Linked DNA regions of Mus musculus: region 1 is linked to region 2. A link is a loop called in an ENCODE intact Hi-C map of the cell type or tissue named here. Cell type or tissue: left cerebral cortex. All regions are shown on one strand. Each heading gives the region's core, and the rest is flanking DNA. Links, peaks and the distances in the headings are about the cores only. Region 1 holds the start of Tcaim (T cell activation inhibitor, mitochondrial). Region 2 holds the start of Gm51699 (a long non-coding RNA gene).

Region 1 (15,822 bases), core at 3,738-11,737, 68 kb before region 2:
TATGCAGGAGGAGGAAATGGTCTGAGTTTGAGAGTAATCTGAGGCTTAAAATGACACCCGGCTCAAAATAAAAAACGGAACCCAAACTCTACCCAAAATAAAACTGAAATCTTCAAAGTTACTTTTGATGTTTTTAATTTTGCTAGAAGAAATAGTGGAAGGGTCTCGTGGGAGTCAATATATACAATGATCTGTAGCAAATGAACAGGAATGGGGGTAAAGGAAACTGGGACCGGACCTCTCAAGCCTTATTTTACTCCAAAAACGACGGCAGAAACATTATTATTACACTCTTCAGCTTATGTGGCAACTTTATTGCTTATATAAATAATGACAGCTTTGAATAAACAATGGTTTCAACTGCTTTATTACAAATGTTCACTAAATTTACTAATTGGAAACTATTGTTTTTCAAGTTAGTACTTACTGCTTCTGTGTCAACCATTATGAGAGAATAATCCAAACTTACAGGACTTTCTGCATTCTATTGCCTCAAAGGTAAATCAACTAGACATATAGACAATAAGTTAAAAAATAAGTGTTTACCCTTTCCCTGGGGTGCTGTCCAAAGAAATCAGGATGCACTGCAAAGTAGAAAGGCCTCAAGGCGTTGATGGCTTCTGCCCCTGATAAAGCTCGAGAGTAGTGAAGCCAATGAGGGAGGACCTTCCTCAGGCCGAACCTATCAGAGACACAGGGATTACTCTCTGTGACATCCATCCATCCACCATACATCACCATGTAGGAGGTGCAGCCAACCTAAATGTACCATGCAGGGGGAAAACAGAGAACAAGGTAGAAACTGATTTGCTACAATCTGTCAGGTTTTCCCATGGTGGTTCTAAGCCTTCACTGCAGCATGAGCAGTAGTCGTAGGAGCAGAACTCCCCTCCATGGCTCTCCAGGAGCTGGGTTCACAAGTGACGACACTTTTCTCCATCAAGTTCTGTTTTCTTTTCCTTAGTTTACATCAGTGTACTTTTTTCCAGGGCAGTGGGGAATGCCCTGAGAACTTCAGCAGCAAGAGGAAGATGTCTGTCCTTCAGTTTCCTCATTACCAGAGTGATAACGGAATTCTAATCAGACAACTTGACAGACATTCCCATTCTTTTTTTTTTTTTTTTTTTTTTGGAGACAGGGTTTCTCTGTATAGCCCTGGCGACATTCCCATTCTTAAGTCGTGTCTCAAACTGTCTGGAATGTTCTTAAAGTACTGTTTAATCTTTTCAATGAAAATAATATTACAGTATTTTAGTCCAAAGGAAATGACTTATGATTCTCAGGGAGCAATTCCACAATGCCTATCTTTGAATACTGTAATTTACATTTCCATTCTGATTATTCTACATAGAAGTGTCTACAGTGCTGGGCATGCTTTGCAACCTGTGAGGCATGTTTTATACTGTTACAATGATAGAGATTATAGAACTAACTTGAAGATTTCTTGATTGTTATTTTCTTTATGTGCATTTGTGTGACGGAATGCCAAATATGCACAGGTGTCTGGAGACCAGAAGAGTTCACTGGACACATGTGAGCAATTATGAGTGGCCTGATATGGGTGCTGGGAACTGAACTCAGATTCTCTGCAAGAGCAGTATGAGCTTTTAACCTCTGAGCCATCTCTCCAGCCTACAGAAGATTTAACAGTCTGGCAAACACCAGTATATTTTCAGGATACTTTGTTTTATTTTGCATGTATCCGAGCCTTTTATAAAATAAGTGTACAGATCGTTCAGTAAAAGAGTTTGAATAATAAATAAGGCAGTTAATGGGATTGCTCAGTTGGTAAAGTGCTATGTAAGTATGAAAACCGGAGTCTGAGCCCAGCCAGTAATACACAGTGAGAACCTGTCTCAGACAGACAGATGGACAGCAAGGAAGATAGTTCAGCCCTTACTCATCTCCTCTCCTTAACGTATCCCTAGGTGGCTCAAACTTGAGACCTTCCTGATGTGACCTCTAAAGGCACTGGGATCCCCACCTTCACACTGCTATTTTTGATTCTGTGGCATAACATCCCTTGCTGCCAAAGCACAAAACCCAGATGAGGTCACACCACTCACGCCTGTCCTCAAGTTAGCCTAGCAGCTTCTCTTTATACTATCTCCTAACATCAGTCCTACTTTCTCTGCTACTAGACTGTCATCGCTGACACAGCTTGCATAGCCTCCCCACTAGCCTGCTTCTCTGTCTTTTCCCAAACAATGCTATTTGCTGTTTGTTTGTTTTTTTTTTCTTTTTAAAACTTATTACTTTAAAGAACAAACAACTTTTGACTGACTCTTTGGGAGTCCCACGTCATGTATCCCAACCCCAATCATCTCCCGTCCCTTCACATCTACCCTCTGCCCTTGCAACTTGCTCCCCAAAGAAAAGAAAATAAGATAGAATTAAAAAAAAAATCTCATTGTGGAAGCTGCAATGGGTCACACTAAATACCCTTCCGTCAACATAGCTTTACTTACAAATGTTCACTGCAATGAGTCATCGGTCTGCTTCAAGGCCTCTGGCTTCTGTTAACTATCTATAATGAATCGTCACTAGGATTCTTCTTGAATATCCCATTTTTGCTCTGCGTCTTAGAGATCCTGCAGCTTTGGCTCTGCAGGACAGGCTCTTTCACATGTTCTAGCAGATCATGGATCGGGTAGATGTTGGGGTGGATCAACTCAAAGCCATGGATCTGGGTTTGGGAGGTAGCTGAGTTGGTTGTCCCGGAGCTCACCTGCTGCCACACCACCAAGGTGAGCGCTCCATGACTACTCTGGCTAGCTCACCCAATGCTGCATCAGGCAAGGGAGGGCCCCTTTTGCACCTTAGCCACCAGGGCCAGCTCTACTGTGCTGCCCAGGTTGGGTACAGAGCCAGGGTGGGGTGGGAGTGGGGCAATTGTATTTCTTATACAAATACTTTTAATATCCTCCACAGTTTCTACAAGGCAAGACCCATTTTTGAGTCTTTAATCAATCCTTTTAACTTGCTCTCAAATACTCCTTATAAAAACTTAGAAGTCTGTAACTCCAGTGGGGTGGAGAGGGGAGGATCAGGAATTCAAAACTAGCCATGGCTACATAATGAATATGAAGCCAGCCTGGGCTATATATATATGAGACTTTGTCTCATCATCTCTTCTGGAGAACCCTCAGCCAAGCTCCAATGATCTCCCTTAGCCTTCCCGTTTACATGATTTACAAACCCTCAAACTCCCACCTATCCAAGCTGTACTTACTTATATGTGCTGCACATCTACTGCGTACCAGGAGGAGAATTTGCATAATTATTATAGTCATTTTCTTTGAACTCTAAAGCATCAAAGTATGTGCTCTGCAGATTGGGAACTTAATACCATTCTGGGAGAGGCTTGATTTATTTTCCCTCTTCATGTTTAATTTAGAACTATTCTGTTGGAACTGTTTTCTCCTGCTTTGAATGGAGCCTTAGACAGTTCGGCTACTCTTATTAGTTTTCTTTCTTTCTTTCTTTTTGTTCCTGCCTAAAACCATAAAATGATACAGTTTTGAGATCTGAAAAGCAAGTTGAAATTAGCTCAATACACAACAGACCCTCCTCTAAACAAACAGAGTGGACCACAGCGCTTACCTCCTCAAAGGCCTCAAGTGGCAAAACATTTCCGAATAAGCACGCCAACTTCCAAGCATCCATTAATTGCCTAATGGACAAAGTGAACAGAAGAGCTGAACAAGTGAAAGGTTAAAAACGTATCACCACCATGTTACCATCCTCAAAGTGAAATGCTAAAGAATTAACCTAATAAAATATTTAAAAACGTTTTACGTGTGAGGATGTGGTTTAGTTATTTTTCTGTTGCTGTGATTAAAAAACAAAACAAAACCCTGCAATATAAGAAGAGTTTATTTTGGCGTAGTTTCAGGAGGGGATACAATCCGTATGTGTGTGTGTGTGTGTGTGTTGTCCTTCTTCCAACTTCCTAACCTTCTGTAACCTTCTGGAAGAGTGCTACAAGCTACTTATGACTTTCTTTTGTTCTGTGACTAAAAGCCCATGTAACTGCTTTTATGTTAGAATATATTATTCAGGGAAAACTGAATATATCTTCCCAGGCTATAGTCATTCATATTTGATATGTAATATGAACACTTTCTATAATTACTACCTTTGTGGGAAGAGATTTTTTTTTCTGTTAGCACCCTTAGCTTAAATGAAAGCCTTTTCTTAATAAGTTCTTCTGCAGTGTAAATCAAGATCTCAGCTTCAACTGAGTAAAATCCTTGAAAGAACTCAGTCTGTCTCTTCAATTGCTGCAGTCAGTTACACAGAGAATCAAAGACTCAGAAGATTGGAGACACTGCTTTAGCACAGGGGCAGGTTCTGGGAAACGCTAGAGATACCAGACCTAACAGTCTATTGCAGCTATGTCAGCTGCAGGAGTTCTGTCTGCAGACAGATTCTCATGACGGCTACCAGTACTCCACAGAATACACTGCCCTTCCACTTAGAGAAAACCTCAGGTAGGCTACAGATGGACAAGAGGCACTCCTAACTCTCTCATCAGACTCAGAAGGCATTCTGAGTCCTTAATTTATCACTTCACCAGTGCTTCCATGTTAGGTCCAGGGTAAAACAACGAGCATTTGTTGTGTTCACTAAACTTAGTTTGAGGAAAGGGTAGAGAAGCAGGACACAGACACAAGTAGATAACTGTAAAACAAAGCAGTAAATGCAATGATTCCGACTTTCAGAGTAACAGGAGACTTCCTGAGGCTACACCTATAGGGCAGGGAGGGCACCCTGGAGAGCCTTGTCCTAAAGAAATGATCTACTGTGTGGACAGAAGGTAGATATGGAAGGATAAAATTCGTTTACAAGCCAGTATAAATGACTACCCGAATCTACTTAATAGTGGTATTATTTTCTGTTCCATTCCTTCCTTTCTTTCTTCAAGGTCTGCAACTCTCTACGTAGCTCAGGCTGGTCTGGAACTTGCTTTGTAGATCTAACAGCCTCTGTCCATTATTTTTGACAAGCACAGAAATTATCAAATAGAGGTCTTCAACACTGAGCTTTGGCCCCTTGGCACAATCTGTATTTGAAAGTAACTTATTTCAATTAACTTAACTTCACACTAACTTCACTTTAGTTATGGTTTCCCTTTGTAACTATCTTGGAATTTTTCTTTAGAAAAAAAAATTCTTCTCTCAAGTAATGATAAAACCATACCTAACTACCTTTCTTTTCTTTTCCTTTCTGTTTGTTTGTTTGTTTGTTTGTTTTTGGAGACAGGATATCACTTTGTAGACTTGGCTGGCATCCAACTCAGAGAGATCTACCTGCTTCTGCCTCTGGAGTACTGGGATTAAAAGCATGCACCCTCTCACCCAGAGACCAGGATTTAAAAAAAAAAAAATGCTTTTAGGCTTTCTACTTAGAGTAGGGAACCAAGTAAACAACCAGAGCAAAACCAGGAGACAGTATTAGACATATCAATGATAACAAGTTCCATTTGTTTGTTTTTGGAGACAAAGTTTCTCTGTGTAACACCCCTAGCTGTCCTGGACCTCATTCTGTAGACCATGCTGGCCTTGAACTCACAGAGATCCAACTGTCTCTGCCTCCTGTTGCCTCCCATTGCTGGGATTAATGACACTCCACCATCGCCTGGCTAGATAACAAATTCTTTAGCTTTCCTTTTGTATCTTGCTGGAGAGTTAAATCATAACTACAAACTCTACAGTTTCAAGAAGGATTCAGGCACTTCTGGCCCAGCCTGACCTAATATATACAGGCACTGGTGCTACTCCAAGGTCCAATTACACCCACTGAACCCTAAGATCTGGCACAAGAGAAAAAATTACGACAAAAACTCTTCGGACCTGCTGTTGCCCCCTCAAACCATTTTCATCTTATAGGTTAGTGTAGGGCATGTCTTCTGGGCCTTTCCATTATGAGGGATCAGGTTTTTCAGAGAGTACCCACTCTAGCACTGCAATTTCCCTGAGCTTAAAACTCCTTCATCAACACTAAGCCAAGGGATGGCAGGCATCTCCAGTTCCTTTTCAGTAGGCCATCTGTAGACAAATCTAACCAACCAACCAGCCAACCAAACTTTGACACCTTTTTAAAACTATATGAACTCCACATTAAATCTGGAATCTCCAATCGGTGGTCTCAAACTGATAAAATTCAGCCTGATCCTGTTTCCTTTTACCATTATCCTACAATCTTAAACCCATTCGCACACACACATTCCACAGATGTCTTGAATGAATTAGCACACTCCTTAAGCTCTTTAGTGGTGAAGTGCACTTGAGTAATCTACGCCTCAGACTCCCCTCTGAGAGTCTACTTAGCCATAAGTTTGATTACAGGTCTAGAGGTGAATGGACAGGTCCGCAACTTGGGGTGCAGCTCCTCCCAGGGCCCCACCAGCCTCAAGGCTCTCCCAGCAGCAGCCTAAACCCAGCTCCCATCTGACAGCCTCGCCTACGCCTCAGCACGCACAGGCCAAGGCCTGTGTGGCAAGTGTGGAGTCCCTGGGCAACTTTCGCTCTGCAGGGAGCTCCTGACAGGTCTGGCCCACTGTCTCAGAGGCCTGGGTTCGTGCTTGGACGCCCCGACACTTGGAGCCGGCAGGCCGCACGAACCATGCTCATTGGCTAAGGCGGACCGACCTTCCTCCTAGAACGCCTGCGCAAGGCCGGCAAGCGGCTCCCAGCCAGGACGTCGGCTCTCAGCGGCCTCCCACCCCGCTTCAAAGCGGTGTCCTTACCCCGCTATCTGCGGGTTTCCGAAGGCAGCTTCGGGAGACACAAGCCGGTTCTTCCGGCCGACTAGGTCTGAGGGAGAAAGATGATTGGCAGGCAGGTGGGAGGACGATAAGCAAAGGTAAAGGAGTAGCGGGAGGCAGGGGCGGGGCCAAAGCGCGCACGCGCAGCCCCTGGTGGGGAGGGGGGAAGGGGCGGAGCTATGCAAGGCGCTCTGGTGACGCAGTTCTTGCTGAGCAGCCGTTGGTAGTCTTGGTAGGCTTCCCAGATGCAGCTGAGTGTGAAAGATCCGGTTCCTCTGGCTTACATTTCCCACTTGACTTTTCCTCAATCTAATCTATTTGAGATAGTTTAATTATTTGGGACAGTGGCTCACACTGTAACCCACGCTGGCCTTGAACTTGCGGCAATTCTCCTGCTTCAGCCTCCTACGTGCTTTGATTACAGGCATGACACATCGCGACTCCTTACTAGGCTGTTTTTAAACGTTCAGTGTACTCAGCATGGGCTTTTTACTGCTTTATTGGACGTCTGTAACTGATCTCCAGACCTGCAAATGATGGAATATAAACTGCTTTTCGCTTTGCTACCTCTTGGCTTGGTCAACCAGCAAGAAGCCATCCCACCCCTTCTCTCAGATCTTCATTCTCCTGAAGACGACCTTGCGGCCCACATCGTGTCCTTTGTCTGCAGGAGCATAGTTTACAATTGCCCACCTGTCTCTGAGGCAGTGTGTGCGCCACATGTCACGCAAGCTTAAGAGTGCTGGGACTCAATTTTCCTGCCCTTGTGAGACTGTAGATTTAAGGACACTGCCTCTACCCATTTTGAGAACTCCTTTAAATACTTGTCCCATTTATTACCCTATTTAGGGCTTTTCCCCTCTAGACGACTTGAATTTGTGGCGTACAGTACTATTTAGAGTGAGGACTATGTTAAAGAGAATAGGCTACAGATACTGAAGGTGGTTTCTGAAGGAGTTTTTGTTTTTTGTTTTGAGACGGGATTTCTCCGTGTAGTCCTGTAGACAAGGCTGGCCTTGAAGAGAGATCTGCTGGCCTCTGCCTCCTGAGTGCTGGGATCAAAGGCATGGGCCACCACCACCTGACAACTTCTGAAGTTTTAACTTCTTAGTGTTTTGGGACAATCCTTGTTAGATATTTATATTTTGGCACATTTGTTTAAAATATTTTCATTAGCAATGTCCTTAGTCACATATTATCATAAAGCATACAGTACTGTGCTGCCAGGTCGACCAACAGATGAAAGTGTTTGCTATCAGACCCTCCAGCCTGACCACTGTGGTTTGATTACCGTAACTAGATGGAGGTGGAAGGAAAGAACAGATTCCAAAAACGCTGTCCTGCAAAAATCCACATGGATGTGTGCTCCTCCCACAACGTACACGTAATAGTCATATGAGACCCACTGAAAGGGAGCTGTTAGGAGGGTAACTTAGACATTTGGTGGGGTGCCCTGGATCTTTGTGTTTTCAGTCTGTGCTGCTGCTTTATGTTAACTTCACACATGCTAGAGTCCTTAGAGAAGAGGGAGCCGCGATGGAGAAAACACCTCTGGAGATCACACTGCAGGAAAGCATTTTCTTAGTGACTGATGTAAGAGGTCCCAGCCCACTGTGAGTGGTGCCATCCATGGGCTGGTGGTCCTGGGTTCTAGAAAACAACCCTGAGATTCCACCTCGCAACAGTCTGAATGGCTAAGATCAAAAATTCAGGTGACAGCAGATGCTGGGGAGGATGTGGAGAAAGAGGAACACTCCTCCACTGCTGGTGGGATTGCAAGCTGGTAGAACCACTCTAGAAATCAGTTTGGCTGTTCCTCAGAAAACTGGACATAGTACTACTGGAGGACCCAGCTATACCACTCCTGGGTATATACCTAGAAGATGCTCCAGCATGTAATAAGGATACATGCTCCACTATGTTCATAGCAGCCTTATTTATAATAGCCAGAAGCTGGAAAGAACCTAGATGTCCCTCAACAGAGGAATGGATACATTTGGTACATTTACATAATGGAATACTACTCAGCTATCAAAAACAATGAATTCATAAAATTCTTAGGCAAATTGATGGAACTAGAAAATATCCTGAGTGAGGTAACCCAATCACAAAAGAACACACATGATATACACTCACTGCTAAGTGGATATTAGCTCAGAAACTTAGAATACCAAGATACATTTTGCAAAACACATGAAACTCAAGGAAGACCAAAGTATGGATACTTCTGTCCTTCTTAGAAGGGGGAACAAAATACCCGTGGGAGGAGATACAGAGACAGAGTGTGGAGCAGAGACTAAAGGAATGACCATCCAGAGACTGCCCCACCTGGGGATCCATCCCACATACAACCACCAAACCCAGACAATATTGTGGATGCCAACAAATGCTTGCTGACAGGAGCCTGATATAGCTGTCTCCTGAGAGGCTCTGACAGTGCCTGCCAAATACAGAGGTGGTTCTCTCAGCCAACCATTGGATTGCGCACAAGGTCCCCAATGGAAGAGCTAGAGAAAGGACCTAAGGAGCTGAAAGAGCTTGTAAGCCCCATAGGAGGAATAACAATATGAACCAACCAGTACCCCCAGAGCTTCCAGGGACTAAACCACCAACCAGAGAGTATACATGGAGGGACTCATGGCTCTAGCTGCATATGTAGCAGAGGATGGCCTAGTTGGTCATCAATGGGAGGAGAGGCCCTTGGTCCTGAGAAGGCTCAATGCCCCATTGTAGGGGAATGCCAGGACAGGGAAGCAGGAGTGGGTGAGCTGGTGAGCAGGGGGAGTGGGTGTTATAAGGGTTTTTCAGAGGTGGAGCCAGGAAAGGGGATAACATCTGAAATGTAAATGAAGAAAATATCTATTTAAAAAAAAGGTAGGCCGGGCGTAGTGGAGCACACCTTTAATCTCAGCACTTGGGAGGCGGAGGCAGGCAGATTTCTGAGTTCGAGGCCAGCCTGGTCTACAAAGTGAGTTCCAGGACAGCCAGGGCTATACAGAGAAACCCTGTCTCAAAAAAACAAAAAAAAAAAACAAAAAACAAAACAAAAAAAAAGGCAGGTTGAGGAAGCCATGAGCAAGTCACTAGCAGCCTCTTCCATGGCCTCTGCATCAGCTCCTGCCTCCAGGTTCCTATCCTGCTTGGGTTCATGCCCTGACTTCAGTGATGGACTATGATATGGAAGCACAAGCCAAATAAACAATTTATCCCTGAGTTGCTTTTTGTTATTTTTACTCCAGCAGTAGTACCGCTGACTAGGTCAAAATCAGTCATGGCATTTGGTGACTCTTTAGTTTACTGCACTGCGCACTGTGGGCACTGATGTTTAAATGCACCCAGTGTTGCTTTTTACTCTGAATAAATTACCAAAGAGGAATTTTCCATACTTAGGTCCTTTTAAATTTAAGTAAAAAAGCACTTTAAAAAAATCACTTTTTGTTAATAAAACCATTGCATGTAAATGAAATTTTTTTGCTTGAAAACTATTTGATAATTTCTAGTGTCAATAAGATACAAATGCTGAATACGATGAGTTATTTTTATTCTTTTATTTTCAACAATGATTATTTGAACTTAAAAAGAAAATGCAACAACAACCCTTTACTAATGGTTAGTGAAAAGCCAAACCTTTCCAGCCCACTTCATATTCTCTTTCAGCCATTTCAAAGCAGAACAGTGCTCCAGACTGTACACCTGCTCCTTGTTAATATTGACAGTCATGTGCTTAATGAAAAGCTTGGGGTCCGATATTCGAGCAGCCATGACCAATCTTTCTACTGCAGCTTGATATTCATCCTTGCTTCGAGATTTGCTTTCTTCACATCTATAAAGTGAACCCAAAGGCAGAAATTCTCAGAAACAGCCATGTCATTTCTGTAGGAAATTCATCTGCATTTATTGTTTCTAAACTATCATGGCATTTTTAAGCAGTGATTCTTAAGCTTTTGAACCATGGCTTACAGTATGAGAGACATTTTATATTAGGACCCAGTAGCAATTGTTAGTTTGAGAAACACTGATCTAGAACACAGCTAGTTACCCTATGTGTTTGTATCTTCAAAGCTAGTAAGTATAAATATTAAGGTATATGTTAGTATTAAGTGCAATACAGCTTGAATAATTACAATCACAGTAGAGTTCTCTTGGTATTAGTTGTTTCTAGTTTCAAGCAAGTACAGTTCTCTTGGTATTAGTAGTTTCTAGTTTCAAGCAAGTACTTAATATTCAGCTAGCATGTAGTAACAAGCCGTAGAGCTAAATGGTTTTCTTTGGCCCTGATGGGTACTTTATTAAGTGTTATTTTTTTTGAGCTCCATCTGCATCAATTGTGATTGTGTTTACTGGCATGAAACTTTTATTTTATGGTAGTTTTTCTTGTGAAGAAAGGAAATAGTTAAAATTATTTAAAGTATGAGACTAATTCTTGCCCTTGGTACCTTGCATGTCAGTGAACATCAAGTTCTGAGAATGGTTCTACCCAAATTAACACCAGTGTAGGCTACTTGGTGACCTAAATGAGGCTCATGCTTCAAAAGAAGAATGAGTATCCAAGCACCTTCTAGGGCCTCCTAAATTAGATAAGGCACTTTAGAGCCTGATAGATTGGAAACCTGCACAGGTGGCATATTCCCAAAGTCTAAGAATGGATAACCTATAGAGGTTAGTAACCTAAGGCAGGGCTCAGCACATCAGCAAGACAAAACATATTGGCCTTCATAAAGTTAAAGATCTAGATATGTCACTAGTTATAGACTAGGGTTATGACTACCCTCACTCAACAATGAATAGAGGCTGCAACTGTGGGAAATAGGGTGCAAGAAGAAAATCAAATTCGTCTAAGAATAAAACCTAGACACCTCATGCCACACAGTGCATGGTGTCAAATAAAGGAAGTCCATCCTTTAATGAAGTAGAGCTGTAGAACAAAGGCTAGTTTCAGTGGGTTTTCAAAAAAAGGTGCAAGGAAAAGGATGACCTCTTGTAAACACAGGCTGTACCACACTGACTCGGAAACAAACTGAAGAAAGCAGTATTTCTGAGTATGGGATGTCAGCAAACAATCAGGGGCCAACTGGCCTGGGGGACTTTTGTTAGAGACACTGACTATTCCTGTTTCCAGATTTCAAGCATCTTTAAATAGTGAAGAACTTGGAAGACAAAGGTGGTTTCTCCTGGAGCAAAAGACAGACTTCTGACAGACAGCCTTGGGCAGTAGAGAAAATGGAAAACAGGCTTTGGTTCTTGAGGCCTGGGCCTGCCTTTGGGCCAGGGAACCTGCCACTTGCTCAAGTGTCCCTGTGGGCTATCAGTAGGACTTTGGGATGATAAGCTGACCATCTGGCTGCTTGCTGTTCCTCAGCAAGAATGTACCCTGTCTCCAACATAGGAATCTTGTGTCTCATGGGTCTGTGGCACACCAGTTTACAAATGGGTAAAATCTCAGACCTTCACAATCTTTCTTGAGAGAAGTCACAAAAGGTACCTGAGTTTTCCTAGTCTTTTCTCTCTTGGATCACTCATTCTGGGAGAATCTGGCACTCAAGTACCCTTTTTATTTTTAAAATGTGTTTTATATTAAATTTTATACTTAAAAATTAAGATTCTACAGATGAAAAACTGAGGACTTTCCCAGAGATAAGGGTTGTGGGTTGTGTAAGTGTCCACACTGGCATGGCATTTATGTCAGATTGTGTAGATCTATAAGAAATAAAAATAAGATTCATAGCTACTTTTTTAAGATAAAGACCCTCTAAGGTACCATACTCTTTAACACAAAGGTTGATACTTAAAGAAGATCCATATTTTAAGACAACTATTAACATTTTGAAACCAGTAACATGCTTACTGGGCGGTGTTAACCTGTTTGGTGAACACACTCTACCCCTGAAGTTCACCCCTAGCTCCTTCATTTGTTTGGTTTTAAGCCTGCAGTAGGTCTTGTTCTTTCTCAGTTTAAATGTTAGCCAAGTTTATACTACATATACAGAGTATAAATAAATATATATGCACACATTGCACTATAGGGCAGGCATAGAGCTGCATCTATGTTCAGAATACGGCTGGCGTGCTATCAACCCACCTTTTCAGGACAATCTGCAGCACCTGTGTGGGCGCTCCCATTCCTGCACTCTGAATGCCACTAGCATTGGACACCAGAAATATTTCCATAGCTAAAAGCATTTCAATCTCAGATAGATACGAAGGAACCAGGAGAAGTTTCCGGTGTAAGTTTCCCTCTAATGGTGGGTAGCAACCCAGTGAAAGAGCACCTGAAAATCAAACAACAGGTCACACTTCACCAAACTTCAATGGGTAAGACTTATGGCTTCTGATTGTCCGCATCTGACAGCCACTTACAGGTCAGGGTAGCTATTTACATTTGCAGATTTATTACAACTTTTATGACTGTAAGCATCTTGACAATTTGACACTGCTCTTTATGAAAACTCTGAAAAATGGCCTTTGAGTTTTATTGCAGTAAGTGCCCATGTTTTTCAAGTTCATAGTAACATATATGTCATAATTTCAGAATTAATAAGGTACCCAGGTGTAGTGACACGTGCCTGTAATCTCAGCAATTAGGCTAAAGCAAAAGGACTAAGTTGGAGGGATGAATTGTGCTACATATAGTGAGATTAGCTCAAAACAAGAAAAGCTTCCTAAATGGAACATCACCAGAACAGCTATTTGGGTTTTAATGGGATTTGGTCTATGAACAACTTTATGCTTTTATGGTCACTGTCTACACTGAATTACAAATACAAAAATAAGAACTTAATGAGAGAATGCCACTTCTGTTAAATACCTACTGCGGCGGTCTGAGTTTACTTAGAGGTGCCATCAAGTCATGTGGCTATCACTGCTCCTACTCTGCCCGACAAGTGCTGAACACAAGAACAAAGCCCAGCTCTAGCCTGCATGTGGCTGCCACAGTCACTGGCTCAAGTCTAAAAACCTTCATCTTTCGAGAGAACAATTTTGACTTAGCTTAAAACTGTTTGGCTGATTATTAGAAATGATAGTTAATACTCCTAGGATTAACTATCCAATTGAACATGGACAATATTATATATAGTTTATCAAGATCAAATTAAATCTGAAAATAGATTTTGTTTAAAATGTTTGGGGTTATTTTTCCCTTCAAGAAATTACCCCAGTGTAGGTGATGATGTTAATCTCTGAGAATTATATCTGAACATAATCTAAAAATGTTCCAGTAACATTTTCATATTTAAACTTATATTTATGTGTGTGTGCATGCATGAAACATGAGACTGTGTTAAAAAAATCAAAACCCAAAGAACCCTCCAAAAAACAAAAAGTGTATTAAACACAAACTTATTACCTATAATGCAACCTAATTATTTTCCCATTTCATTGGGAAGAAAAGTTATCACTTGCTAAAAGTGATCATAGCTGGGAGTTTGAGAAAACACTTCTAGTTCAGGTGGGGTAGTCAGGATGTCTGATACCCAAATATTTAAATTTCACTCCATCCAACACTTTTACAAAGTGTTTTAAAATATGTCAAACTATTTTATTTTAAAATTTGTCCTTTGTTTCCTTTGCTTGCCTTTTACTGGAATTGATAACATTCCAAGAAAAAAAAAAAGACACTTTTAAACAAAAGACAAACACACACACACACACACACACAAAGCACAGATCTGTTCGACCACTGTCTGCCTCTGAATATTACCAACCATTATTTTTCATGTGTAGAAATTTAGTTTTAAATATTATAGATGGATCCTGGATTAGAGAATAATCAAAACCAACATATTAACTGAAACATTTCAATGGAACGTACTTTTGTAGTGGGCTCTGGCTTTGAGCCACAAACAACTCCTTCCTAAGGAAGTGATGAGTCTCCTGAGAAAGGAAAAGTCAATAGGGATGCTCTTGGCAACCATGAACTCTGCTACAGAAGACGATATGCCAAGACTGTTACTTTCTATACAGGCATCCAGAAGTTCATTAAAAAGAAGGCTGGACTGGGAAACCCCCATCATTTCTGAAATGAGGAAAATAATGATACAATAAAGTGAGAAGTGATCAATGACATAAAGACCAATAATCTCCAACTTTCTCCCCCATCTTGGTAGCCCCAGCCCCTTCTCTCCATTGCAGAAGTCAGACTCACCGAGGTACAATCATCTTTCATACTCTTCAAGTAAGAAACAAAAATCTTTTAGACAAAAGCAAAACTGTGTGCTCCTTTGTAATGGTGAATGTAAAAAGCTTGACAAAAGCTTAGAAGTTGCACTAGCTTCTCTGCATTTAGTCCCTACATAGCATTGAATTTTCAGTCTTGGAACTTTCTTCATGGTCTGTTTCTACAGCTCATACTTCAGCCTTCAGTTTTCATGACTCAAATATATTTGCTTCTAACGCTGACTCAAAAAAAAAATCCTTGAATGGGTATCACATTAATTTGTAGGGGAATTCTTTTATTCAGTTGGGTTTATGATCTATACTCTAGATCCACATCACTGTAGGATCTTTAAGTGGTCCAGATCCTTACAGAAAATTAATCTCTTTACCTTTTATATCTTCTTAAACACTTTCCTAAAACTCCAAACTTATTACATCACTCCTCACCCTGTTGTACATATAAAGAAAGAAACTCCTTTAGTTTGTCATGGATGGACTTCTAATGTGCAGCACAACTGTCTGTACATGTCTACACCTGCTTTGCCTCGTTATCAGCACCACTGTCTATTAAGGGCATGATGGATGGCAGACATTGTGCTATGGATACTGAGGTAAAGGAAGCATCATTTGTAGGAAGGCACTTCCTACAACAGCATCTTCATCAGTCAATGGAAGATGAAGTTGAGAGGACACAGTGAGACCTGGGGAAGGTCCTAAATCATTCTCTGCATCCTTTGTATCATCCTCTGAACATGTCACCAAAGTGTCTGCTCATAGATTCCATCCTCTTAAACCTTGACTTTTATCCTTTGAGAGAACTCATTAATTCTAAGATTACCAAGACATAGAGTAAGTTAAGATATGAAGCATGCCCATAATGTACAGAGGCAAGGACAGGG
Region 2 (15,822 bases), core at 3,216-11,215:
CCGACTGATGCTTACTGCTACCTGGACAGTCACTCAGCCAAGGGCTTTCTATGGTCAATGGGGGCATCTATCCATCTTCACTCTCCAGGCCCAGAAGATTTGACAGACTTTCCTGTGGAAAAGGAGCTTGGGGGACTGCCCCACCTTTTCTCTCCAAAGTGGGGCAATCAACTCTCCAGTGTCCTGCTTGCCCAAGGTCTTCAGAGTGTGCAGTCAGTAGTTGAGGTAAAAGAGCAGTTTATAGTCTGGTATCCAGTTTTTTTACATTTAAAGCAAGTGTCAGGTGGAAATTCTCCTGTGACCATCATCTCCTCTGGAGGATATTAGTGGTGCTACCAAGAGCTGATATATGTCTGTTATGAAAAACTTTTTTATTAAACGTTTAAATGTCATATTCTGCAGATCCATGAAGTATTCAAGGACCATTCTATCTATCTAAAGTATATCTGCATAGACAAACTTTGCTTGTTTTTAATTATCCATCCTAGACTTTTTGTGGTAGACATTATTTGGGGGTTCCTACCCCACCTTAGATCATTTAGTTCCCAAATAAAAGACATAAAGTCCCTATATTTATAATAAGCCTTAGAGCACTAGAGCTGGGCAGATATCAACCCTCTGTACTATTTTGTCTACTTCCCTGTCAATAACCCCGAGATATCACTTGCCATGTTCTTCCTGGGCCGCTCTTACTCCAACAGGCTGGCACTCATGGCTATGAGCTCATAATCCCTCTACCCCATGATGGCTAACCAATTAAGAGAGAAAAAGGAAGGAAAAATAAATTCATGTAGATAGTAACCTTCAAAGATGAGAGAAGAGAGGACACAGGGGAAGAAGGAAGCTATCATGGGGTAGACACCTCCAAGTGATATTTACCACAACATTTTGGCAAACCAACATGAGGCAAGAACTTACTTATAACCCAAATTAGACTTCAGATTCCCAGATAAAAGGTTTGTTGTCCCTTTAAGCTAGAAGCCATGACGGTGTCTAGGAAAGTGGGTTGGGAGGGATGGTTCCTTAGCAACGCTGCTCCCCCCCCCCCAAAAAAAAACCCTGCATAGTTCAGGACAAGGGTCAGAACACATGCTAGTTTGGCAAATATGATTCTGAAAGATCCTGACAGAATGTAAAAGGTCACAGAAGCCCTGAAATTGGCAAAATAGATTTCATTGTTAGTAGAAGTAGTTTCACTGATTTAGAAAAATAGAGGTGCACAATGCTCTGTCCACTCCTTGAACCTGTGTGTCTGCCAATGTTCTGACCGTTCCTTGAACCCATGTGTGTGCCCACTGCTGAAGTCCACTGCCAGGTGTTTGTGATATTGGTTGCTGGGGAAGAGTTAGAAAATCTCCCCAGCAACCACAGCCGGGGCCAATCCAGAGTTGCTGCACCTGCACCAGACTCTTTCCTTGTACCCCTCCCATACCCATTTCTTGAGAATAGATATTGTTTAGATCTGGAAATCCCCTACTCTCCCTTCTCCTTTCCCCCCTGAGGGCCTATAAAAACTGGGACCCCTTCCCCCTCGGGGTCGACTCCTCTACCCCTGTGTGGGATACAAGTTGTCCCCAGAGCTCTGGCTTTCCCCCCGAAAAAAAGCCTCGTGTGGTTTGCATCAGGTTTGGTCTCTTGTGAGTTCGTGGGGTCTGCTATTATCCTGAGACTTGAGTGAGGGTCTCCCTTCAGAGGTCTTTCAATTCCAAGGAAGAGCATGAGCTAAGTAAGGTACAGCTGCGCCTCTAGCACCAACCATGCACCAAGCCCTGATGCATCTCTGCCCAGAGCTGGGACATTCTGCTCCAGAGCTGAGCACACACAAAGACCTGCAGGATCTCTGTCAGTGTTACAGAGGCTGCCACTCGGGAAACAGGCTGCATGCCTCCAGCAGTAAAGAGTTATAGAGAGCAAGCATAAAGTAGGGTATCATGGTACTTTGAGCAGTCAGCAGAGTCTCTGTAAGACATGGGGCTGCCCCAGGAAGACTAATGGCAGCTCAGGAAAGCTAACATGAAATAGGGTGTCCTGCTGCTCTGAGCAGCCAGTCTCCTTAGACGCGGGGCTCCCATGGGTGAACTGATAATGGCTCTCCCTAGCACATTATACATAACCCAGGATGAAACCTCTGAGCAGATACACTATGCTTGAGAGTACGCTTGGGCACTAAGATAGAAAGGAGTTTAAATAAAGTTGAATACAGAGAAGGATATTAAATTAAGAGAGAAGAAAGGGGACAGAAGAGGAGACTGCCATGAGAGGAGAAGGACCGTGAGCACGTGGCCAGGGGAAACAGCAAGTAACAATGGACATATGGCTGGGATGTGAGTTGGAATAGATCTATTCAGCCCCATCTAGGATTACTACTTGTAAATGAAATACCTGGATTGTGTGTCTTTTAGATGGGCTAGCTAGAATGCTTAATTCCTTTTACATAGGCTTAAGTTTGAAAACCTATACAGGAGGCTAACTAAGGCTTATTTTTGTAATTAATTACATTAGTATTTAGTGTAGTACAAATATAGTTCTGAACACATTAAAGAATATGATCATTTATAAAGTAACTGACTGTTAACTTGCATGTCCTAATAATCCCTAATGATTGATTAATTAATAGTTTATATTAAGATTCTACAAGCTTTATTACTGTATAGTTTGAGCCTTAAAAATAACGATCTTTGAACTGAAGTTCTTTTAGTGTCAAAATAAAACTTTGAATCATAGATATCACCCTTAAGGAGACTGGCAACTTTACTGATCCTGAAAATAAGTACAGTTAAGAAATAAAAATAGCCTTTCTGTGGGTGAAAGGGTATTTATCCAAACAGCTAAACCTTAAAAGACTAAGAAGCTAGACAGATATTAATGTGAACATGAGTAAACCTTAGGAGCTTATAAATTTTTATTATTAAATATACTATACCTATCAAGCATACTGTTACTTATCTGCATTTTTAGCAGTTCAGTGTTGAACAATTAGTGAAGACATAGTGTCAGGCGCCAGACGTGGGGAAATAAAGTGGGTGGGAGAGATGACCCTCGTCCCACTAGAGCTCCGGGGCTCTGGGCAGGCGGATGTGGGGAACTACCACGTCGTGCTCTTCACGCTGCCTGGGTGGCCGTCTGGCTATGGGAAGCCACGGAACCCCAGTCTGTGGGGGTGGAGAGGGAGCAGTCTGGGGTCCCTGGGCCTCACAGAAGCCAGGGATGACAGGTTCTAGCTCTTGGGACACAGAGGAAGAGCTGAGAAAGAGTTGGGGCACCAGTGTCCCAGGGCCGAAGGGAAAAGGGGCATGAGAGGTGCTGGGTGGTTTCTGGGTCGTCCAGTGTCCCGACCAGCAGGACCCAGTTATTTGTGAGTACGAGGGGAACCGCAAACCTGCAAGAGAAATGGGTGGGGGAAAAAAGAGAGAGATCAAGGACGATTCCTGTCAAGGTCTAAGTTTATTAGGCTGAAAAAGTGAGGTTATAAGTACACAGTGAGGAGAAATAGGGAGGGGCTGAGGGAGAATTAACAAAGAACAAAGTAGTAGGCACCTGGGGACAGGAAGGCTGAATTCTGACTGCAGGCAAGAGGCACCCTGAGTCTTATCTCAGGAGTGTAGATTCCTCCTTAACAGCCCGGGGTGTCAAGCTGGGCTCAGCACATAAGTCAGGTCCTTAGAAGTCTTGGGAGTCAGGAAGAGATAAGGAAGAGGGGACTATAATTCAAATTTTTAGGGTCTAGGTGCCAGGAAGGGATAGGGAGGAGGAGGTGACCGGCTCCTAACACAAGGCCATTTGGCTTATTAGGGTGGGAGACTGCGAAAGGCTTACTTTCTCACGGTATGGTCTCCAACAGTCCAGAGTCTGGCTAGCTCAGTCTGCTAGCTCAGCAGGTGGCTTGGTTTGGCTGTAGCCCATGGCTAGAGCGCAGGAAGGCCTCCCAACTGGAGATTAGATGCACAGCTCCTTAGAGGGAAACCTGCTCCATTGCTCCAGCCAGGTGGATCCTGATGAGAAGAAAACAGAGGAGAGGAGAGAAGGGGAGGGGAGGGGAGGGGAGGGGAAAGGAGGGGAGGGGCGGGGAGGGGCGGGGAGAGGAAGTAGAGGTTGGCCATGGTCACGTGGCAAACGGGGAGAAGAGAGGGGGAGAGAGGGAGCAAGAGGGCTAGAGAGAAAGCAAGAGAGACAAGAGAAGCAAGAGAGTGAGGAGGGGCCAAGCAGACCCCTTTATAGTGGGCTGGGCTACCTTGCTGTTGCAGGGTAATTGTGGGAGGAGCATACCTGGCTATTTCCAGGTAACTGTGGGGGTAGAGCTTGGACAGCCTATGTGACTGATGGCCACAGAATGATGAAGTTGAGGGTGTGGTGTCAAGCATTTGTGTCTGGGGGCGTAGCTCACTGTTCCATCCCTTGTAGGACTTTTCTACTGGGTCTCTGGAGTAAGTTGCTTTCTTAGTCTAAAAGGAGATACAAAAATAAACAGAGTCCATTATGACTAAGAAATTTTGTGATTGTTGCTTTATAACATGTGGTCATTTTAAGGGGGTGAAGTCACAAGCCCTGTGGCCACTTAATCCTGGCGAGGTCAGCAGCTAAGGTAGAGGAGAGCCACAAGGTTGTTATTTTAAAAATTTGTGTTTTGAGTAGACATATTTTTCTGTAAATGAGAGTTGGATCCAAGGAATGTGTGTATAGTTAAATCTAGGTTACATTGAGAGGACTTAGCCAGACTAACTCCATGACAGGCTCCAAATTGGCAGTTCAAGAGACTAGGCCTAAATTTCTGTTTCCCAGAACTGGTCAAGGCTGGGCAAGTCAGTTCCTAGGAAAACCACAGCTTTCAGGCAGTCAATCAGGAACTGTCTTGCCATCTGGCCTGAGGTAAAAACAGAGTGTTTCCAGGTCTTCCCAGCAATGATTCTGGAAAGTTCCCAGACTTCCTCAAATCCCAATCCCAAAGACACCCATAGCCCTAGAGACCAAGCCAACCAGTCATGATAGAGGTCACCTACCGCTCCCTGGAACTCCCCTATTCAGCTTTAAATTGAACCTGTGAGCTTACCTCCTAGTTACCATTTTGATGAATGGTAGTCCCCTGCATGCTGGATTACTGTAGAATATATCTTTCTGCTTTTGCATACTCTTTGAGTCTGGGGTATCATTCTCCATTGATTCATGAATCCTTACAACATATATAGAGAGAACCAAATTTCATGTATATAAAACATAGACACAGGAGGCCAAATAAAACTTATGTTGGTAATTAATCATAACTATAAGCATATATGGCATATTGTGAATATGATTATGAGGTAATTGATAATTAAGTTGTATGTTTTGATTATTTTAATACTTTATTGTAGTAAAAAATATTAAAAATCCTGGCCTGAGGCTTTTACCCTGCCTTAGATCATTTATGTTAGCAGATGAAAGACACAAAGCTTTTATATTTTTAAATAGCCTTAAGCAGCACCATAGCTGGGCCACTGCCTACCCTCCAGGCTACTAGAGTCTACCTTCCTATTGATCCCTTACTGTAGTTCACCTGGGTTGCACTTGACTCCAATAGAGCAGCCCTCTGGGCCATGTTCTCTTGGCTCTTAGCCCATGACAGCTCTCCTCTCCCTCCTGCTCATTCTTCCTTCATTCCATGTGGCTCCTTCTGCCCCTTCCCTCCTCCTTGTGATCCTCTCACTCTAAGCCCGAAAAACTTAAACCTTACCTATGTCTCTTCTGCCCAGCTATTGGCTGTTGGCATCTTTATTTACCAATCACAATTAAATGGGGTCAGGGTCACTCAGTGGCTTAGGTGCAGACTCTCATCTCTGGGGCACCCATCTTGAGGGCCCCAAATTAGCATTAGAATACAAGCAGCATTAGGCCAACCCACTATAGTTTATAATAAGTGTTGTATGATTAGGTTTAAGCTGAAGGCTAAGTCAGGACAAGAAAGGGTTAACAAGTGGGGAAAATGGCAAAGGACCTTGGCTGAGGGAGCTGCTGTCACAAGGCCATAAATTGCATTGTTGCTTATTTTGGACGGAAATGAGGGGGCATTTTGGAGCCATGTCAGCGAGGAGGTGGGACTGTTGGCGTGTTGCAGCTGAACAAGTTTTGGGATCCATGGCAGTGGAGGGTAGGTGAGGCTTTGGGGATTGTTGTAGTAGTAGCCCTACATGGACCTAAGGGAAAAATGGTCACTGAGATCTGTACATGCCTCAGGGGTGGTTAAATTAGCAACTTGGTTTGGAGCAGCCATTGCAATTGGAACAACAGGTGAGTATGCTGTGGTGAAGAAAGGGGAGGAGTAGGTGGGGTTCCATTAGAGGAGGGGACTCTGATTTGGAGTTTGAGTCCTTGGAGGTAAGGGGGATGTGAGTGTGACCATCCTTACTATTAGGACCTGAGCCATAGAAGGTTGGTTACAGAGAGAGGGTCAAGAGCTCAGGCCCCAAAAGTCCTGGACAGAAGAGAGTTCAAACCGTCGGCCCACAAACAGGCAGAAAAATATTAAGATCATGGAGGATGTTAAAGTCAAGAGTGCCCTCTGGTGGCCATTTAGATTAGCTACTGAAGCCAGGCCACAGAACATTTGCCAGAACACATCTGGCATTTTGGACAAAGGTTTGAGACAAATTTGGATACATTTAGTAGCAAGCAATCCAGGAGGTGACTGAGGATCGGATTTAGACTCAGCGTTGTCCATCTCTGAGCTTGTTCTGGAAACCAAAGAGGTGTCCCTCAGAACAGCTTGTGGTCAAACAGTGGGAGGTGGGGTAGCCTTGGAATGAACATTTCCAAAATCCCAAGGCTACCCAGAATAAAGACTGTCTTTGTTCCAGAATGGATGAATTTGCTCTGGATCGGCTGCTGCTTGGCAGGTAATCCCAGGGGTTCTGGATCTGAAAGAGGCACCCAATACCTCTTAGGCTGGAAAAGGTGACTTACCCTAAGTTGAAAATCTGATGGAGGGAGAGAGAGGGAGAGGAGTGGGCACCACACAACAGGGGCCCAGACTACTGGGCTAGGGCTTAAATCCTCCTGGTTTTGTCACCAAGATAATGGGCTTTTTTTCTCCCGGGGTGACTCAGATACAGGCTAGATAAGACCAGGCTAAAAGCAGATAATGGTAGGTTTATTAGGAGCGAGTTCATCAGTCTGGAAGAACTGAGCTGTGGAAGTCACACAGCCTGGCTAGGGCAGAGGTTTTATAGACCTTAGGTGAGGGGTGATGGCATCAGCCACAAGCTGGATTTGTGCCCACATATGGTCAAGAGCTGAGCACTTAGGCAGGGCTTGGGTGGCTGGCAGCAGGGGCAGGATGTTTCAACAGCTGCCAAGAAGAGAACTGGGAGTTCCTTTGTTTGGAGTTTTTCAGCGCAGGGTGGGTTGGGGCAAGGAGGGCAGATGAGGTTTCCCAGCTTGTGCAGCAGTGAGCAGGGGGTTTCAGCCTAACAGTGGGGACCTTAACAGTGGTCCTATACAAGAAACTGGGGTGACCAGGAAACATTCAGCACGTGACCTGCTGGAACCGGAGAAGTCTTTTAAACAATAAATGAAACAACCTGCCACTGTGTAGCTTGTGAGGTTCTGGGACACAGGAGCTGATGGGGTCAGTTTGACTGCTGTGGAGGCAGAAAACCAGAGTAATGTAGCATCCATTCCTCCTTAAGGCAAGGGCTGTCTAACCTGAGACAGTGTGATGGACTGGCTCAGCAGACATTAGAGACACTTTAATCCTCATCTGAGGTTCTCATAAAGATCAAGGGCCAGGGGCCGGGGGCTGAGGGGACTGGGAATTAGAAAAGCTGTGTTCGAATTCCAATTCACTGGGCCAAATAGAAGTATGTTCATAGAGGAGTTAAAGAAGAGATGGGTTCAATAAGGACTGCAAGGCAGCTTTGCTGAGCTCTTTTTGTGGGGGGCAAGATCTTTATAAAGATCTATGCCAAAAGAGGCTTTGGCAGACCTACGTGCTATAGAGCATCATGCAACAAGTGCCTGTAAAGAAAAAGTGCAACCTAGAGGAGAAGAAAGAAAGTCGAAACAGAGGAAGAGGCCTGTATTGCGCAAAGATAAGTGTGGCAAGATTAGTGTCGAGCTGGAGTTCTTAAGGAGAAAATTGATAGAAATGGAAAGAATTGATTGTGTGCTAAGATGTTGGGGACTCCTGGTATCACACTCATATAGCTCTCGAGCTCGGTGCAAAGTGGAGGACTCCCTTTCTCAGCGGGGGTTTCCTGTTCTGTACCTGACTTTACTTGAAGAGTGTCTCTGAGCATAGATGCCTGACCTTATGTAAAGAAAGGCCTTGTGCATGACTGCATGACTCAGCACGCAAGTCCCAGTCTGGCTTCTCACCGTATGATAATTAGGTGCTGTGAGATAACCAACCAGCCCTTTCCTCCAGTACCCCCCCCCCCCGCCCCCAGCCCTTATACACCCTACCTCTGGAACAATAAAGTTGAGCTGCCTCACTGCAGCTGTCTCTCAAGTCCTTCCTTCATACTCACAGACAACGGAACCCTGCTGGAGGCTTCTGCTCCTTCCTCCCTCATGGGCCGGTGGCCATCAGCACCTGAGAAAAGAAACCCAAACTAAGAGGCTTCTGGATGGCTTTAAAGCCAGAGGGGGAGTTCACAGAAGACATAGAACAGTGCAGGTGAAGTTGATCAAGTCTGTCCCAGGGTGGGTAATTATCCCCAGACTAAGGGGGTTCATTTTCCTTATGAAAGGTTATGCTAGAGGTGGTGATGGTTTACCCAGCTAGAAACTCACCTAACAGTTAGGTATGATAAATGGGAAGCCAGTGTGCCAACCCAGGGTCTCTCTGACCCAGGAAGCCAGCAGATGCGGCAGGGGCGAGCAGGCCACTTTCTCCCTTAGATCTAGGTGGTAGGGTTCATCACATTAAGCCAAGTTCACTGTGTCAATCAGGGTGGAAGTGGAGGGAGTCTTCATGGAGGAGCTCCTCACGCACTCTTTGGTACCCAGCCTTGATCTGTGGAGGAAGCAAATGGCACAAGTGGATGGGGCCTTTCGTGCTGTGTTAGCTGTTGCTTGTGTTCCACTTTCGTATCTTTTAGCTGTGAAACTCTGGGGCCACCTGAGGCTGCTCAGAACAGATGACACGGGTTTTCAGAGTGCTTCACCAAGGTTATCTTTGTGATCCCACTATTTGTTATGAGATTGTGATTCAGGTTGGTGGGTTGTCCTGCACATCCTCTGAGAAAAGGTTGTTATCTAGATAACATGGTGCTATCCTCAGTGATGGGTAGATTGGTGGACTGTCTGGTTTTGTGTGTCAACCTGACACAAGTTGGAGTTGTCACAAAGAAGGGAGCTTCCCTTGAGGAAATGCCCCCATGAGATCCAGCTGTAAGGCATTTTCCCAGTTAGTGTTTAAGGTGGAAGGGCCCATTGTGGGTGATAGTCCTGGGTTCTATAAGAAGGCTTGCTGAGCAAGCCAGGGGAAGCAAGCCAGTAAGCAGCATTCCTCCATGGCTTCTTCATTCACTCCTGCCTCCAAGTTCCTATCTATGTGAGTTCCTATCCTTACTTCCTTTGGTGATGAACAGCAGTGTGGAAATGTGAGCTGAATAAATCCTTTCCTTCCCAACTTACTTTTGGTCATGATGTTTTTGTGCAGGAATAGGAACCCTAAGACCACTGGAGAGACATGTGAGGGCACCTTAAAGAGTAAGTCTAAGGCACAAAGTTCACAAAGAGTCAAAAAGGGTATCTTGCAAGGGGAAAAACAGATGCGACCAAAAGCCATAGAGTTGTTGTTTAAAACTCCCAGTACCTGGTTTTAGTTATCGCTCTAGGGGTTGTTGTAGACGCCCCAAGGGTCCCTGAAAGGGGAAGGCCATCGCTATAGTAGTTTGTTGCAGAATTTTCCCTGCTCAACTACATTAGCGTAGAGAAGGTCTGCGATTGGACAGGGAAAAGGGGCGGAGCTAAGAGGGGGTGGGGCGGGGTGTGGGGGAGCCTCTCGGAGGGTAGAGGGAAGAACCATGGCTGTGGTTCTCCTGTGACTTAGTGGCTGGTGACACTCAGTGCTGTGTGCGTTAATGCATAATTTCCATGTTACCTTTTCCTTTAAAACTTAAAAGTAACCTGAGTCCAGTGGGCGAGCACAGTGGTCATGTGACCAGGCGAGCATATAGGTCATGTGACCAGGTGAACTGCCCGCCTCTTACCTGTTACTCAAACTCAAGACTTTCAAAATTCACCAAGTCGCTTTGCACGATGGGTTGATGCGAATAAGTTACCCTCACAGCCATAAAAATGAGACTTAGATGTTTTGAAAAATACAGAAACCTTCCGTAAATTGAAGCTGTTGGAATATCGTTGCAAGCACGACCTCTTGACAAGCAAAGCAGCAATTTCTTACCACAATGGGCTTGACCGGAGTAAGAGGCAGAACACAGGCAAGAAGTTATGGCAGTGAGGTAAAGAAGGTTTGCAAAATTGATTTTCGGTGAATCTACCTGGTGCTGACGGAGTATTTTCATCGTTAACGCACCAACTAGACGAAGCAAACAGCAGCATTTTGCGTTTAAACATTGACTGCTGACTCTGGTTCTGCTTTGACCTTCCCAAACAACCGTTGATTTAAAATCCTAGCAGCTCCACGTGCAGGTTAGTAACCCGCTGAAGTTTGAGCTGATGGGTCATGAGGAGGTGACAGCACAGCCCTTTGCTTCAGAGAACTAGGTCTTTATTGAGCTGGAGTCACCTACTGCCTTAGTTTGCTTTATCTTGCTTTGATAAGGGACGGAAAAGCAACTTGGGGTGGTGGTGGCGGGGGCCGAGTTTATTTGGCTTCCAGCTTCCAGTTCATCATGAGGTGAAGTCAGGGCAGGAAGCCAAAGGCAGGAATTGAGCAGAAACCACGGAGGAAGACTAGCTTGCTTCTTATGGCTGTCACCAGGTACCATCTGCCCAGGGGTAGCTCTGTTCCCCGTGGGCTGGGCTCTCCCACATCAATCTTTAATTAAGAAAATGTCCTACAAATTTGCATTTTGGGGACTCTAGCTGGTGTCAAGTTGACAAAAAAAAAAAAAAAAAAAAAAACTAACCAAGATACCTACCTAACCATTATGAAACCAGTGCAAATTTCTGCATGGAGAATTTGCTTGGAGTGTTCAGCCAGACCTCTTGAGCCAGCTGGCACAAATGTCATCTCTGTGGGCTGCAGCAACCTTGTCTCCATTGCCTTCTGCAAACGCAGAGACGTCAGGTCTCTGTGGCCGAGAAGTATGGTTTCTAACTGCACCTGGCTTTCTGTAATGTGGAAGTACTGCTGCCAGCCTTCCCATCTTCTCCTTTACAGTGGGTTAATTACACACTTTTTCTGAGGCTAGTCATAACAGCTGGAACGAGACGGATCCCAGAGCTTAGCGTCTTCTTTCTTCTAGGAATCTGATGGACATGTTTTCTTTAATATTTGCACGTTTGGCTGAAATATCTTCTCAGTTAATACTCACACAGGTTGGAACCATCCAGAATCTCTCTTTTCCCCTTCTTGCATCCTTCTGAAAATAGTGTTTTTCTGAAACAATGTCATCAACATACATACATTTGCAAATGAATAGTTTACTGCAGTTCTCAAAATGAGATGTTAGTGGACCATTGTCACACATACAAGAGAAACCAATTTTTCATCCATTGCTTTAAACAATTTTTTCTTTCTTTAAATGTGTGTGTGTATGTATACATCTACATACATAATACACACACACACACACACACACACACACGTATGTATATATCCACATGTGAACATGCAGGTACCCACTGCTTGATTATGGGCTGAGGACGGTCTTGGGTGTGAGTCTTCATTTTTTGCTTGAGACAGATTCTCTTTTGTTGTTCTATATAGGTCAGGCTAGCTGGCCTATGAGCTTCTGGGAATTGTCTCTCACACTAGGAGCACACTGAGATGATAAGTACTGTATGTATCAAGCTTTTGTGTGGGCCTGGGACTTGAACTTAGGTCCTCATGCTTGCACAGCAAGTACTTTTACTCACCGAGCCTTCTCCAAAGACTTATATTTATTTCTGACTTCTTTACCCCATAGGAATACTAAAGTCAAGATTCCTAGAGATTTGTCTACCAAGGAGTGGGCTTAAAATCTTTAGTTATTTGTTATCTTGCTCATTTCTCTTTTGTTTGGTTTGAGAGTGTCCCTATGTGTGTAGCTCAGCTGGCTGCTGCATTTTGCTATATCACCCAAGCTGGCCGTCTTCACCCTCCCAAGTGTTGGGATCATAGGTGTGAATGGCATACCTTGCTTTATAACCCCTGATCAACCTCTCAAGTGCTGTGATGAGAAGCATGAATGGCCACACTTGACTTCTTATTTTACAGCTTAATAATTACAACCTTTATTAACTTTTAGAGTCATAGCCTATCCTGTTTAGTATCTTGGCTCTTTCTTTCTGACCTTATTGAGGTTGTAGTTAATGCTGTTGGCTGCCTGCTTATTACACTTTAATACCTTGATTGTTCCCAAATTGTAGTTTTTAATACTGCAGCCATTTCCTCCCTTCTAAGTGGTAGTAAGGATCATAAACCCAAGGGAAGCCTCCCAAAGGACCTCATAAAGTAAACAGCAGGGAAGAGAGTGAGGAGACCCCTGAAACACAGATCCATCTCCAAACAATGCATAACTGCAATACACAAACACAAGAAATATGAAAATGCAGGCAGTGCGACTCATCCAAAGCACATGGCTTCTCAGTGAGATGCCGAAATCCCAAAAAAGTGTTACTTTATTCAAATAAATAAGCAGGCGAGAAGTCGACATGAAACCTGAATAAGAAAGCCAGCAATGTGGCTAAGAAATTCAGCAGAGTAATCGAGACTAGGAGTGAAAACTCAGAAATACTGGAAATGAAAACTCAGCAAAGCATACTTCAATGCGCGCACATATGTGCATCTACACACAATCGTTGGCTCTTGTTATGTTGATCCACCAACTGGGGACCAAGCATTCAAACATATGAGCCTATGGGACCCACAAAACACAGTGGGGAGGCTCTGTCTGCAGCAGTCTATAGGAGCTCGGCACTGTCACAGGGAAGAGACTCTGTGGACACGTAGGCCATCTGAGTGTGGGGTAGCTGGGAGGATGCGAGGGGGAAGCTTGAGGGTTTGGCTTCATTCTCTTCCCAGCATTGCCTTGGGAAAGACTGCTGTTCCCTGGTGGCATGAAGAACATTCATGCTCTTTAGAAGCCCAGGTAACTCAGGGATACAGACAGACAGACCAAAGGAACCCTGCTGGCATTAGGTGTTGAAGAAAGACAGGCATTTTGCCCCTCCTGCTCTGTACAAGGAGTAGGAACAGTATACACTTCTCCAGGTTGTGACCAGGAATGTAAGGAGGGTCCTGTGGTGGAGACAGAAGGCAGTTATGGTGGAGGCTGCAGTGGAGACATAGAAGGCAGTTATGGTGGAGGCTGCAGTGGAGACATAGAAGGCAGTTATGGTGGAGGCTGCAGTGGAGACATAGACGGCAGTTATGGTGGAGGCTGTGATTCACCAGGATGGAGATGAGATACCTGCTGCTCACTCTCCTCAGGCCCAACATCTAGACGTGGAGAGTGCCTTTTCATGAGACCCGAAATGAGACAGCACAAGTCCCCTGAATGAGTTAACGAGAGGACCCAGAATCCTCAAGCCTTCCTTCTGTGTTGTGAGTTTTCCTTTGTAGCCACTAGATGGCAGTGTGCCAAAGGCTATTCCTTATGCCAAAGGCTGTTAACAGTCATGGACTGCTCCTAAATTTTACCTTGTTCTAAGACGTAAAATTATGCCCAGGATTTCTATGTATGAGCTGGGAACCTGCCCCATACGCTCTCAACATGCACACGCGTTGCCACAGCACAACCAGAAGCCGAATGCGCCTAGATCTGGTTAAATGGCACTTCTTGTCCTACTTGGCTTTGCTCCCTTCGGCCATTTTACAATTGTAGAGCATCAGGCAGCAGGGTGACTGTGTCCTTGGCTTGCTTTATAGCCATGGTCAAGAGTTTCATACTAAAGTTCCCAATGCCCACAGATCCCCCAGCATCTAAATCATGAGGAACTCTGCTGTGAAGTTCACAAGTGTGTGCCGAGTGTGTTGAGGGGCTAAGAATTTAGGCCCCTTCACATCAGGGCCATCTCTCTGTTGTCTTACAGAGATCCTGCTTGGGTACTCCTCACTGTCAGGAGTGGTGTTCAGACACCTCCTAAGATGTAGCTAAACGATAAAAACACAGTTTGCTTCACCAGGAGCTGGCCTGTTTGATGCCCTATATGAACAGAGCCCATGCTTAGCTACAGTTACCTTCCTGTTTCTGTTACCATGGCAAACCCTCAAGTAGGAAACTCTAGAAATGAACAATTCACAAATTTTAAATAACTCTGATTGCAGACTGTGGTAATTATCGTGTTTTATAACTAATAGTTATGGTTAATCTCTTACCATGACTAATTTGGAAATTAAGCTGTATCATAGGTGTGTAGGTGTGGGGGAAACCCAGAGTATTCAGGATATGGTACTATTGAGGCTTTCAGATATCTGCCAGGCATATTGGAAGACCCCCCCCCCACACACACACACATTAATAATGCTGGCTGTTGTTCTACGATGAGACCAGAAGCAATTTCATAAGTTTCTCTTTAATCAGTGGCACAGCGCTGATGGCTGTCACCATTATCAGCACGGATGTAGATTTGTTTTGTGACATCCTTTCTAGTGGTTAGACACCAACTTGAAGCTCTCAGAAAGCCTCATATAAAGTCATACATAATTCACACACTAAATGGTGGATCTGGAACTCTGCCTCTTGTCTTCCTGGCTGGAATTTAAAACATAAAAGGATCATTTAGTGCTTGGGCCCTCTTCCTTCTGGAATGTGCTTGACAGAATTCCGGTAAGTGTGAACCATTCCACTAAATCTTTGTTCAAGACTCAAAGACTCACTTTCAGACCAGTGGCAAAGAGCTTTTGAGTGGGAACTATCTCAATTCTAACTAATATGTCAAATTCTGATTTTAAGGTGCCCAATAGATTGAACTCAAATAATCAGATTCCTGTTTGCAATGAACTTTTCTTTGAAACACACCAACAGGCATCATTACAACTTATGTTCTGCACCTACCAGAATATGCCATCCTGTCTGGAAAGGGCATAAATGTCAAAGAGCTTTCCAGAACTGTATGCAGTCTGTCCTCCTTCTCTTCTTTCTGTCTCTCCTCTGAGTTTCCTCCTTCCTCTCTCTCCTTCCACAGCTGACCGAATGCAGGGCTTCATACGTGCCAGGCCTGGTACTATTGAGCTCTGCCTCAACCCCTCTTGACAATACAGACTTGTCATTTTAAAACATTTTTTTATTTAATTAATTACTATTTTTAGTTCTCCGAGACAGAGTTTCTCTGTATATCCCTGGCTGTCCTGGGACTACTAACTCTGTAGACCAGGCTGGCCTTGAACCCAGAGATCTGCCTGCCTCTGCCTCCTGAGTGCAAGCAGGTGTGCCATCCTTGCCCAGCTACACTTTTTTTTTTTTTAAGAAGGGTCTCATGTAGCCCAGGATGGACTTTCACTCACTATGTAGCCCAGGATGACCCTGACCTCCTGACGCTCCTGCTCCACTCCCAAGTGCTGGGGTTGCAGGTGTGTATCACCACTCCAGGTGTATGTGGTGCTCAGGATGCAACCAGGACTTCTTCACACACGCTAGGCAAGCACCGAGTTTCATCCTCGGCATCTACTTGTACACATGTTTATTTGGGATTTCGGTGAAGCAAGCTCCACCACTGGGCCTTCCACTAAGCAAG

The links. A loop is a pair of places that touch in the nucleus more often than their neighbours do. Peaks named below come from ENCODE experiments on the same cell type or tissue, not always from the same donor. Only the 100,000 strongest peaks of a DNase experiment are listed, where the experiment ranks them.
Region 1: a loop joins it to region 2, with 2.7 times the contacts of the local background. A loop is called at or near these places in 3 of 42 quality-filtered maps.

Annotation. Positions count from the first base shown.
Region 1 is chr9:122,796,618-122,812,439 of GRCm38, reverse strand. Topaz1 (testis and ovary specific PAZ domain containing 1) reads right to left here. Exons shown (of 20, transcript NM_001199736.2): 18 at 14,580-14,783; 19 at 12,849-13,038; 20 at 10,305-10,592. The coding sequence ends at 10,373. Tcaim (T cell activation inhibitor, mitochondrial) reads right to left here and starts at 6,893. Exons shown (of 11, transcript NM_001013405.2): 1 at 6,752-6,893; 2 at 3,604-3,673; 3 at 547-682. The coding sequence starts at 3,662. In left cerebral cortex, for the core only: no CTCF peak of the experiment used is centred there; DNase peaks (open chromatin) are centred at 6,693 and 6,873; H3K4me3 peaks cover 1,643 bases; H3K27ac peaks cover 1,415 bases.
Region 2 is chr9:122,727,643-122,743,464 of GRCm38, reverse strand. It overlaps Gm51699 (a long non-coding RNA gene), which reads right to left and starts at 4,442. Exons shown (of 3, transcript XR_003948282.1): 1 at 4,267-4,442; 2 at 3,817-3,992; 3 at 2,922-3,379. In left cerebral cortex, for the core only: a CTCF peak has its summit at 6,529 (motif pointing left); a DNase peak (open chromatin) is centred at 6,506.